Linked DNA regions of Homo sapiens: regions 2 and 3 are each linked to region 1. The links are chromatin contacts, found by Hi-C in ENCODE. All regions are on one chromosome and are shown on one strand. Each heading gives the region's core, a stretch centred on a gene start or an enhancer-like site at or near the end of the contact. The rest is flanking DNA. Distances are from core to core; before and after follow the strand shown. Region 1 holds the start of LINC00092 (long intergenic non-protein coding RNA 92). Region 2 overlaps PTCH1 (patched 1). Region 3 holds the start of CDC14B (cell division cycle 14B).

What was found. A loop is a pair of places that touch in the nucleus more often than their neighbours do. Pooled maps may share reads with other maps.
Region 2: a loop to region 1 is called in a pooled map, with 3 times the contacts of the local background. The contact joins the enhancer-like site here to the promoter of LINC00092 in region 1. A Hi-C loop is called at or near these places in 7 of 50 pooled maps.
Region 3: a map of CD4-positive, alpha-beta memory T cell shows a loop between it and region 1 (6-fold over the local background). The contact joins the promoter of CDC14B here to the promoter of LINC00092 in region 1. A Hi-C loop is called at or near these places in 1 of 168 maps with a recorded cell type or tissue (CD4-positive, alpha-beta memory T cell).

What each region holds. Positions count from the first base shown.
Region 1 is chr9:96,020,479-96,023,955 of GRCh38, reverse strand. LINC00092 (long intergenic non-protein coding RNA 92) reads left to right here and starts at 2,145. Exons shown (of 2, transcript NR_024129.2): 1 at 2,145-2,371; 2 at 2,675-3,477. LOC105376159 (a long non-coding RNA gene) reads left to right here. Exons shown (of 2, transcript NR_188619.1): 2 at 1-696. It also overlaps a transcript of ERCC6L2 not described here. RefSeq lists enhancers at 723-1,223, 2,656-2,705 and a silencer at 2,916-2,965.
Region 2 is chr9:95,458,086-95,461,168 of GRCh38, reverse strand. PTCH1 (patched 1) reads left to right here. Exons shown (of 24, transcript NM_000264.5): 17 at 1,386-1,569; 18 at 2,876-3,083. Among named protein-coding and RNA genes, the nearest start is that of PTCH1, 50 kb to the left of the region's middle. Within about 2 kb of position 1,833, at least 4 of the 41 ENCODE cell types and tissues checked have a DNase peak (open chromatin) inside an H3K27ac peak, as active enhancers do.
Region 3 is chr9:96,618,291-96,621,667 of GRCh38, reverse strand. It overlaps CDC14B (cell division cycle 14B), which reads left to right and starts at 1,825. Exons shown (of 14, transcript NM_033331.4): 1 at 1,825-2,449. The coding sequence starts at 2,290. RefSeq lists an enhancer at 2,174-2,674.

The DNA of each region.
Region 1 (3,477 bases), core at 896-3,395:
AAATGACTTTTGTTCAGTTATGCTCCCGGGTCCCCTTTCACTGGAGGGATATCTCAGCTTTCTGAGCCCCTGGTTACTGCAATCCTCGGTTCCAGAACCCAGCAATTCCTATCATCACAATTGTTTCAAGTCTTATCCAAGCCCTGTATATTTCAGATCATCCTTAATTTCTTGTTCTGTACCCAGAGGAGATCAGGAAAACCTTTAAGTCTCTATGTGAGGCAAATACATCCTCCTCACTGCCCCAGCCCCATGTGATTGATGAAGCAACTGAGGAAGAGAAGTAGGGTGCTTCTGGCACTGGAGGAGCGCAGTGCTGAGAAACTCCGGGCTCCATTCGGAAATAGCACTGATTTCTTAGTGTACTTTTTTTTGGTGTTAATATAGAAAACATCAAAAACACAGTTAAAAGAATGAAGCATGTCTACATACGTGTGGCCAGAAAGACTGACCAGAAGCTGGTAGCAGTGAGGGATGACAGTGCTTGCCCCTGGGTTGAATAGTGGAAGAGTTAGGGGGGAAACAGTCTGCTCTTTGAGACCCTTTCAATTTCATGTGATGGATTTACAGAGACAGATGAATTAAACATTATATAAAAAAGGAATAAAACCACTGGTAGGATCTGTATTCCAGGAAGAAAAAAGCATATTACATAATAGGTCAATGCACAGAAATAAAAAAAGGAATTTAACTAGAGCCTATGCTAATCATAAATCCCTTCCCTGTTCCAGAGTCCTGTTGTCTCTGGGGTCTTGGCCTGTCTTATCTAGGCCATGGAGTGGTGGGGGTGGGATGCTGCTAGTTCCTAGGCAGGAAATAGTGGCCAGTTACCCTTGTGGTGTCATTTCTGGGTCCTGGAAAGGAGACCACTGCTGACCCCTGACTCACCAACCAACAATTATTGATGGAAATCCCACCGGCCTCCCCGGACAAAGGCAGCCCAGACCTGGACTCATTCACATGTAAAGGAAGTGGCCAGAAGTGGCTGCTGTTGGCAGGGGTGAGGGACGGGAGAGCGCGCTAAGTGGCCTGTGTCTGTGGGGGAGGGAGAGGGTGGAGCAGCACAAGCCGGCCTGAGGTTAGGAGCCTGCGGTATCTCCAGGAAAGCAGAGGCGGCTGTGGGGGGCGCCGGGGCTGAAGAGCCAAGTGTGGAGACTGCTCCATCTTGCCCATCTCCAGAAACTCAGACCACCCATCCATTAAAGGCAGGTGGATGAGCAAGGGGGCCTCGCAGGCATTCCAGATCACACTGAACCTGTGCCCCACTGCCTGACCCATTCAGCATCCCTATTAACAGACACTCGCTGCCGTCTGGCCCGGACCCGGCTGGCGCTGCGGGTCCTTCCACCCCAGTTAGGAAGGGTCATGGCTCCCGCGGAAGCCCCTGCCAGGGTGAATAAACTCGGCGTGGGGCTGACGGGCTCTGAATTACTCCGTTGCTTACAAGCCGAGTGCCCCTCTGTGCCTCAGTTTCTCCCTCTATAAAACAATACGAATACCGGCCCAGAAGCGTTGTTGGGCAGATTAAACGAGAAAATCCACTGGAAGTGTTTAACAAACGACACACAATACGGGCTTCATACCTGCCAGCCGATGTCCCCTGCAGCCTTTATTCCCTACCCAATTCCCCTTAGCCTGCTATGTGGAGATACAGGAGGCTTGCACCCGCCGCGGTCCCGGTGTATTTTAACGGGCTCCCGGGGAAGCGGTGTGGAAAATGGATTAGGGAGGGAGGAGGCCAGAGCCTCGGAACCCGGGGAGAGGTCTGCAGGCATCCAGTTGGGAGCTGGAAGGGCGGGACAGGGCCCTTGGCAGGGGGATCCAGGAAATATTTTGGAGAAATTCTCTCTAGGACTTGGTAACAGGTTGAGAGCGGCCACTTGGCCGGGGGCGCCGGCTTCGGAGGCGGGAGGGAGGTGGAGGAAGGGAAGGCAGCTGCAGGGCCGACCTGCGGGGTGGGCGTGAGGCCGGGGGATTGGGGCCGCAGGGGTTCGGCCTGGAGGAGCGGCGTGGGGGCGCCGGGGCCCTGATTCCATCCTGGGCGGGTCGGCCCCGCAGCCGCTGCGCTCGGAACCCCCTAGGCGCCCCGCAGTACCCGGCGTCCTTCCTGCCTCCTCCTCGCCCCTGTCCTCCGTCCGAGCCCCAGTCCCGCCGACCCTGCCGGCGCCTCCGCCCTCCCGCCCTCCCGCCCTCGGTTTCCCACGACCTCGGCGCGACGCGCGCGGGATCCAGTGGAGACTGCTTTCCCATAGGCCGCCATCCAGGGCGGGGAAGGGAGCGGACCCTCCCGGCTCCAGGTGCCTGGGCCCCCGGCGGCCTGCGGAGGCCTCGCCCCACGCCACCCGCCCACTGGCCTCGTCTTCGCGCGGGGGTGAGAGCAAAGGAGGCACTCGGCCCATCGCCAGCCCGGGTCCCCTTCCTGCCCGTCGCTATCCGAGAATTTGCCCCGTGTCCCCCAGGCCGCGGGGGTCCGGAGAACCGAGGGGCGGACCCCGCAGAGGGCTGCGCCGCCCTCCCTTCTCTCCCCGCGGGAAGCAGCCCCCAGGACCGCCCCTCGCTCCCTGCCCGGGAGGGACTGGGCTTCCCCGAGGTGTGCGGCTCCTGGAGAACTCGCTTTCCCGTTTCCAGCCGGCCAAGCCATCAGTTAATCGCTTGCTTTCTCTTTTCTTTACAGAGAAAAGCAGCCTGATTCGGAGGAACGGGTTGCTTGGGGCGGCTCCCAGCTCGAGTTGTGGGCCCCGCCGCGGGTGCCCTTCGGAAACGCGCTGACACCAGGCGAAGCCGCCTCTGCCCGGACGCAGCCCGACACTTGGCCCGCGGGGTTCCCCGGGACGCCTGAGAGTAATGGGCGCGAGGGGGAAAGCCGAACGGCCTCCCTGTGCCCGGCGCAGGCGGTGCCCCCTAGCTGGGTTCGCCGCGGCGGCGCTGCGAGCCCCCGACACTGAGGACTTTTGGTCCAACAGTCCGACGGGGCCCGGTGCGCCGTTCCCTCCGCCCTCTCCCCGCTCCCCGGCCCGCGCGTCTTGGAGGGTGGGTGAATTGTCGGAAGCACTCTACGCCTGGCCAACCCAAACCAGGAACCTCCGCACCAAACAGCCCACGTTGCTGCTGCTCTGGGGTTTTAACGGCCAAGGGAGACTGGAGAAGGGGTGTTCTGCCTTCCCATTCTCTTAGGCCCGTCCACTCCCCATCCCCACAGTTTGGAAGTGGCCTTTTCTGAGGACTCCAGCGCAAAGCATGTTTCTCCTTTTGAGCTGCGGAAGCCTTGCTTGTTCCCGCCATTGGGAGGGCATTCCATCATCTGCAGCTGCCTTCCTCGGTGGGCCTTGTCCCTTAGCGTCCACCTAGGGGACATTCTAAGCTTCTTGAGACCTGCTTGTCCACCCCAACATGTCTCAGCATATGGCTGTGCCCTAAGGGGTCTTTGAGGGCATTTTAGGAGGTGAGCGGCGCCCCTACCTGGGCTCCGCGGGGCCG
Region 2 (3,083 bases), core at 584-3,083, 560 kb after region 1:
GGTTCTGCAGGTGTGTTCAGGAGTGTGTTTTGGACTCCTCCAATTGCACGGGGCCCGGGCTACCTCAGCTTCCTCGGAGCCTCTTCCCTTGGCTCTTTGTAGCTTGCTTGCTTCACCTTCAGGCAGAAAACCGTCATGCTAATGATCTTCTCAGCAGCTATGTTTATTGTCTCCCCTTTTTTGCTGGCATTCAAGGTGACAGATTTACAAAGTACATTGTTCAGAGTTGTTATGGAGTGTGAAACTCTGAGCTCACAGCAGCAGGCAGCAGACCATCACGTTTCCCAAGGATGCAGGCAGAGGAGTCTGCCTCAGAGACACCAGGAAAGTGCCCAGGCAGCAGGGCTGGGCGAGGGACCAGGGATACTGTGGGACAAATGGGATTGGGCCAGACCCCCAGATACCATTTCCTCCTCCCGGGAGGGAGAAAGGCGTGCTGCATGCACAGAGGCCACGGGCTGCGCTGTTTGATTCCAGGGATGTGTTGAGGACATGCAGTTGTTACATATCCTGTGGATTAATTGAATCCAGATCCCCGAAATCCAGTTCTCTCACTCTCTCCCTGCTCCTTCTTCCTTCACTCCTTCTCTAGGAGCCGCTGTCACTGGTGTTTTTCATTTTGTTTAAAAAAGACCCAAAGCGAGGAATGAGGCCTGAATCTAAAATAAACAGGAAACGGAATTTTTCTATGTATATAAAACGTACAAACACATACTGAGTCCCACAGAGTTCCCCACCTCAGCAAAGCCCACAAGCCCTCCTGCCGAGGGAGCACATTTGGCCACGCAGAGGACGCGGCGTGCGGAGTACTACGACCTCCGGGAATAAGATCACCTGGCGAGGCTTGAGGGTGTGCACTCGTCCCTTGCACTTTCTGGCGCTGGGCATTTTTTGAATCCACAGGTCATAGGAGGCTAGTGTTAGCAAAATTTATACAGATGTTGTTTTATTTTTATAGCTCTCCTCCATTTACTGGGTGGCATTTCCTTCAGTGTTAACAACAGAGGTTAACTGCACACAGACGTGCATGGGGATTCTTGCCAGGTTTCTCCCCCTTCCCCTCCTATAAATATGTTTCTCCAGATTGTTCATTCTCTGCCTTGGCTGCAGACGGTCTTTTAGCATTCAGATTTAATTGGTTCAGCCAATTCCTGGGCCATCTGCAGAACTGTGTTTGTTATAAACACGCCAGTGATTGCATCCTCCGATAAGTGCACATTGAAAGAAATCAAAGGTGTTCTGATGGGATTTTCGACACTTTCAACAGTAGGCATTCTATTCTTTGTTGTAATGCTGTGCGAAGCTCAGCTTCTGTGCTCTCAAGGCAGAAGTGTGTTTACCCCCAACCCCATTCTCAAAGGCCTCTGTTCTTCCCGTTTTTGTAGTTGACTAAACAGCGTCTGGTGGATGCAGATGGCATCATTAATCCCAGCGCTTTCTACATCTACCTGACGGCTTGGGTCAGCAACGACCCCGTCGCGTATGCTGCCTCCCAGGCCAACATCCGGCCACACCGACCAGAATGGGTCCACGACAAAGCCGACTACATGCCTGAAACAAGGCTGAGAAGTAAGTAGCGTTTTATCGGGAGGTCTGGGAACTTACAGAGGTGCCTTCCCTGGTTCTCCAAACTCAGCAACAGCCTTCATCCGTTGACGCTACCCAGGGTTCAGAAGTGTAAACAGAACAATCTATTTCTTCTCGTTTAAAACTCTGGGAGACGAGGATGTGTAATGGGATACAACCCCCGCACTCTATCACATTGGGAAATCAGTGTCTCGTCTCCATTCGTAGCTTTAATGCTAAGACGTTCATTAGGCGTTGCTCTCACGTGCCAGCTGTTCCCTGTGAACACCGGGGACGCCTCCAGGTTAAGTGTTATTTTACTATTGCAGAGTTTTATCGCTGGGGATTATATGTTTATCTTAACTTTGTCAACTCTGGTGTTGAAGGGATTTTTGGCACATTGGGTCATTCCTATAAGCCACCAAGCACCTGCACTGTGTCAAAGCTGTTTAAACCGGAGCAGAAAAGTCTGTATACAACAGCGTCCTCTTCCTTTCACCTCTCAGCCCAGAGTTTGAAAGGTGGTTCTGTGTGGATTTCATTTGCATTTCTGGTGGAGATATTAGTAGCGTATGCTTTGGATACCGGGCCAAGGGAGGATGTGAGAAAGAAGACGGGTCCCCTTGCAAACATGGCTGGAGACTCAGCGAGTAGTGCTTCCCCGGATCCAGTGCTGCCCAGAGCCCTGTGGCAGGCAGCCAAGGCTTGTCTTAATGAAAATTTATAGTTGAGATTATAATAGGGCAAATCATGTTTAGCAAGTCAACTGAATGACCCCAGAGGGTCTGGAACACACAACGGCAGTAACTAAATGCTTGTTGTGTAAGGATTTCTTCCCCTGTTGCTGAAGACTTAGCATTGCATTAGAAAAGAAGCATACAAGGTTGAAGTTTGTTCAGGCACTAAAAGGATAAGTTAAGCATTTTTCTCAGGAAAGCATGACTCTTGAGTTCTTTTGCTCTTGCAAGTGATTGAATAAAACTGTGTGAACTTGGTATTTTCATATGTGTCAAGGGAACAAAAAAATGTTCCCAAAATGTAAGCCTGGAGTTTTTAGACCCCTCACAAAGAATGACTGCTGGAAGATTAAAATCAAATCTTAAAAAATACACACATCACAGAGTTAAACATTTTTAAACCAAATGGGAAGATCGTAAAGGCCTGGAGGCTATGATCAGCATTGTTTGTTCTTTGTATCATGTAGAAGAGCAGTCAGTAAGCTTTCATGCAAAGTTCTTCTCTCTTTCCATTGAAACTGTGATGCTCTTCTACCCTGGGCTGCTCCTAACCTGTGCCCTTCTCTGTCCAGTCCCGGCAGCAGAGCCCATCGAGTATGCCCAGTTCCCTTTCTACCTCAACGGCTTGCGGGACACCTCAGACTTTGTGGAGGCAATTGAAAAAGTAAGGACCATCTGCAGCAACTATACGAGCCTGGGGCTGTCCAGTTACCCCAACGGCTACCCCTTCCTCTTCTGGGAGCAGTACATCGGCCTCCGCCACTGGCTGCTGCTGTTCAT
Region 3 (3,377 bases), core at 576-3,075, 600 kb before region 1:
ACTCAGCACACAGACTTCCTATTCACAAGAAGGGAAGATACTTTCGCGTAATTACAAAGTGTAGTCCTATACTTTGTCTGTTCCTACTATACAAAGCATAAAATTATATACTTGCAAAGTATGAAAATATTTAAATGGTATAATTATCTGTATTTATGACACTTTTTTTTTTTTTTTTCTGAGACGGAGTCTAGCTCTGTCACCCAGGCTGGAGTGCAATGGCACGATCTCGGCTCACTGCAACCTCTGCCTCCTGACATTTAAACAAATTACTCTCAAAAGATCATAATGTCATGGAGGTAGTTTCTCTGTACTTCCAGGGAGCCACACGGACCACTCTCCTGTAATATCTATTCAAAACAAGACCCACTCATTTAAAATCCCTGGTAGTCTGGGAAACTGGGTGGCTTTCCAATGCTGAGCCCCTAGGCCGGTCTGAAAGGTCTCCTCCTCCTCCTCCAGGTCAAAACAAAGGACTGTGACCCTACCGTTTCTGCTCTCTAAAACTTACTTGCGCAGCGCCGCACAGCCTCCCACGTCTCTAGCTTCTTTGCTGCCCCTACAGACAGACATGTAGATCATTTTAAATTTAAGGCCTTCACTGATTTCCTTAGGGGAAACAGAGGAAGAGTGAACAGGAGAACCAACCTTAAGAAAAAGTGCTTACAGAGTTGCTGATCTCTAGCTTCAGACACAGCCCCCCTACTTCCTTATTTAGCCGTGCTTAAGGTAAAAGCCCACAACAATAGAAGTCAAAGAGCCCCTTCCTGAGGTGCTCTATGAAAATTTGCATTTCTGAGAGGCTTCCAAGGGGACTGACTCAAATTCATCTTTCTTTTCCCCAGGCTGGCAGTTAACTGCGGAACTGCAGGATAAAACGTTCAAGTGCTGGTGAAAAATAGGGACAGCTTGCAGATGTTGTAAAATTTGGGGCCGTGAAATCTTAACACTGCCCTCCAATCTTCTCACCCTTTTAGATGCTACCATGGACGTTTGTTTAAAGGCCCTCCAAAATGACAGTTTTTGGTTAAGTTCCAGGAAGATAGGGCATTATTTTAATCCAGTAGAAAAAGAAGAGGATATGACCCTACAGTGTGCCAGATAAAGAAGTTTAAGGACAAAACTTGCCCCTTGCTTCAATACTTCATGATATAATCGGACCTGTCGACACCTCAGTATACACAGCAATGAGTGTATAAACTTACTGAATTAATGTGGGCGCTGGATTCCGAGATGAGAAACTCTGAGGTGCAAACAACCACGGTATATTGTGGTTCCACGGAAGTTTCATCGGGTCCTTAAGAAGCCCTTGCTTGGCCTGTTTGAATGCTGGGCATAGGTCGATAAATAGAGCGTAGTTGTTTAAATAGTTTTACTTAAGTTCTGAAATCAACTCTACTTTAAATCTATATAGCTGCAGGTAATGTAATCAGGCCATCCTCTTCCAAGCTGGCAGCCATGGCAAAAGTCCCTTTCTCTTGGCGCGAATTACAAGGAAATTCAAGAAATACTTTAAGATATATATATGCCAAAGACCTGGAGTTAAGTTACTAGGGTGGGGCTGTGTAAATGTTTGGTGACTCACTAAAGAAAGTTGGGATCTGGGGTGCTGGCACCTGGAGGACACAGAAGAAACAAAAGTTGGGGGGCTGGCGAAGGTCGCTAGCACACTTTATCTCTGATTGGCGGAAGCCCTCAGAGTTTTCTTTATGGCGTCACCGAGTACCTGCCTGTAGAAAGGCCCCGTCTCCGTGACGTCACGCCGCATTGGCCAATGAAAGGCCTCAGTCTGCGGGCCCCGAGGAGGGTTGTGGGCCCTTTTTTGTGAATGAAGCGCCACGGAACAGCCCTCCTGGGGTCCCCACGAGCCGCGTCCTGCTGTGCCCCGGCGCCTACGCAGCAGCGGCCGCGGCCGCGGTGGGCACGCACGGTTACCCCGGGCAGCTCCGGCCGCCAGCTGCAGCCCCGTCGCCTCGGCCGCGCCAGCCGGCTGCGGGCACCTGGGGGCGGGCTGGGGGCGCCGGCCGCGGCAGGAGGCGCTGTAGCGAGGGCTGCGGCGCCGGTCCTGCGGCGGCCGCGGGAGGCAGCGGGGCAGGCGCTGTGGGCCGGGCTCCTCCTCCGGCTCCTGCGCGACCGCCTCCCGCCGGGCTCTGCCGGCGCCCGCCGTCCCCGCAGCGCCGCTCTGCGCCCGCCGCCCCGAGCGCCCGCGCGGGGCTGGCGGGAGCCTCGGCGGGCGCGCGGGCGCGCGGGGCCATGGTCGTGGCCCCCTGACGGGCCGCGGCCGCCTCCATGAAGCGGAAAAGCGAGCGGCGGTCGAGCTGGGCCGCCGCGCCCCCCTGCTCGCGGCGCTGCTCGTCGACCTCGCCGGGTGTGAAGAAGATCCGCAGCTCCACGCAGCAAGACCCGCGCCGCCGGGACCCCCAGGACGACGTGTACCTGGACATCACCGGTGAGCCGGCCAGTGGGCGCGCGGAGGGCCCCGGACGGCCGCACCCGGCGCGGGGCCCTGGCCCACCTCCCACCGGGCTGCCCGGGGCCTCCGGGGCCGGGCCGAAATGCCTTCGCCCCCACCCCCTTAAACGCCCCGGCCGCCACACCCCCTTTAGGAGCCTGGCTCCTGAGGAGCGCCCCCCGCCCCGAGTTTCTAGCTGCGTGGGCTGCGAGCTTTAACTTTAGCTTGTGCACCCTCCTCCACCAGCAAGATGGACCGAGGGTCACCTTTCTAAGTTGCGGGCGTCAGCCCGGCGCCTCGAACCTGCAGCTCCTCCCCGCGGGCTGCTTCTGAGTTCCTGTGGATTCCGCCTTCAGGGATTGCGAGCCCGGTTGGCCCTCGCGCGAGTCACAACCTCTGAATCAGCCCCTGAGGATTCCCCGAGCGCGCTGAACGCGCCTGGCACGGGAGCTGCCCCTTTTTGGCGTTGGCCAAACCCCCGCTGCTCCGTAGCCTTGGGACCCTGGGCGCCGCGTTGCCCGTCCGGCGCGTAAGCCCGAGCCCCTCTCCTGGGCCTCCCGCGCCCTGCCCCCTAGCGCGCCCCCCGAACGCCTCCGCCTCCCGGGGTCCGCTCCCCGCCGGGGCCTCGAGAAGGAAGGTGTCACGTTGGTGGCATTCGAGCCAGCCGGCAAGACGAATGTCCGGGTTGTCACTTTTGAGAAATCCCAGCCAGCCAGAGCAGGTAGCCAAGCAGCCCTTCGATAGCTGTTCTGTTAGTGCTGATTCGACTGTTCTTGGAGACTCATAAATCCAATTTGGCAGCTGTTAGGTTTGCTGGGATTGACAGTGACGCGTGTGAAGGCATTAAATGTGATGATGTATGTGGCAACGCTGTGTAAACAGCAGAGCTGTCCACGATTTTGAGGGAATTGGCAGTCTGTTTTCA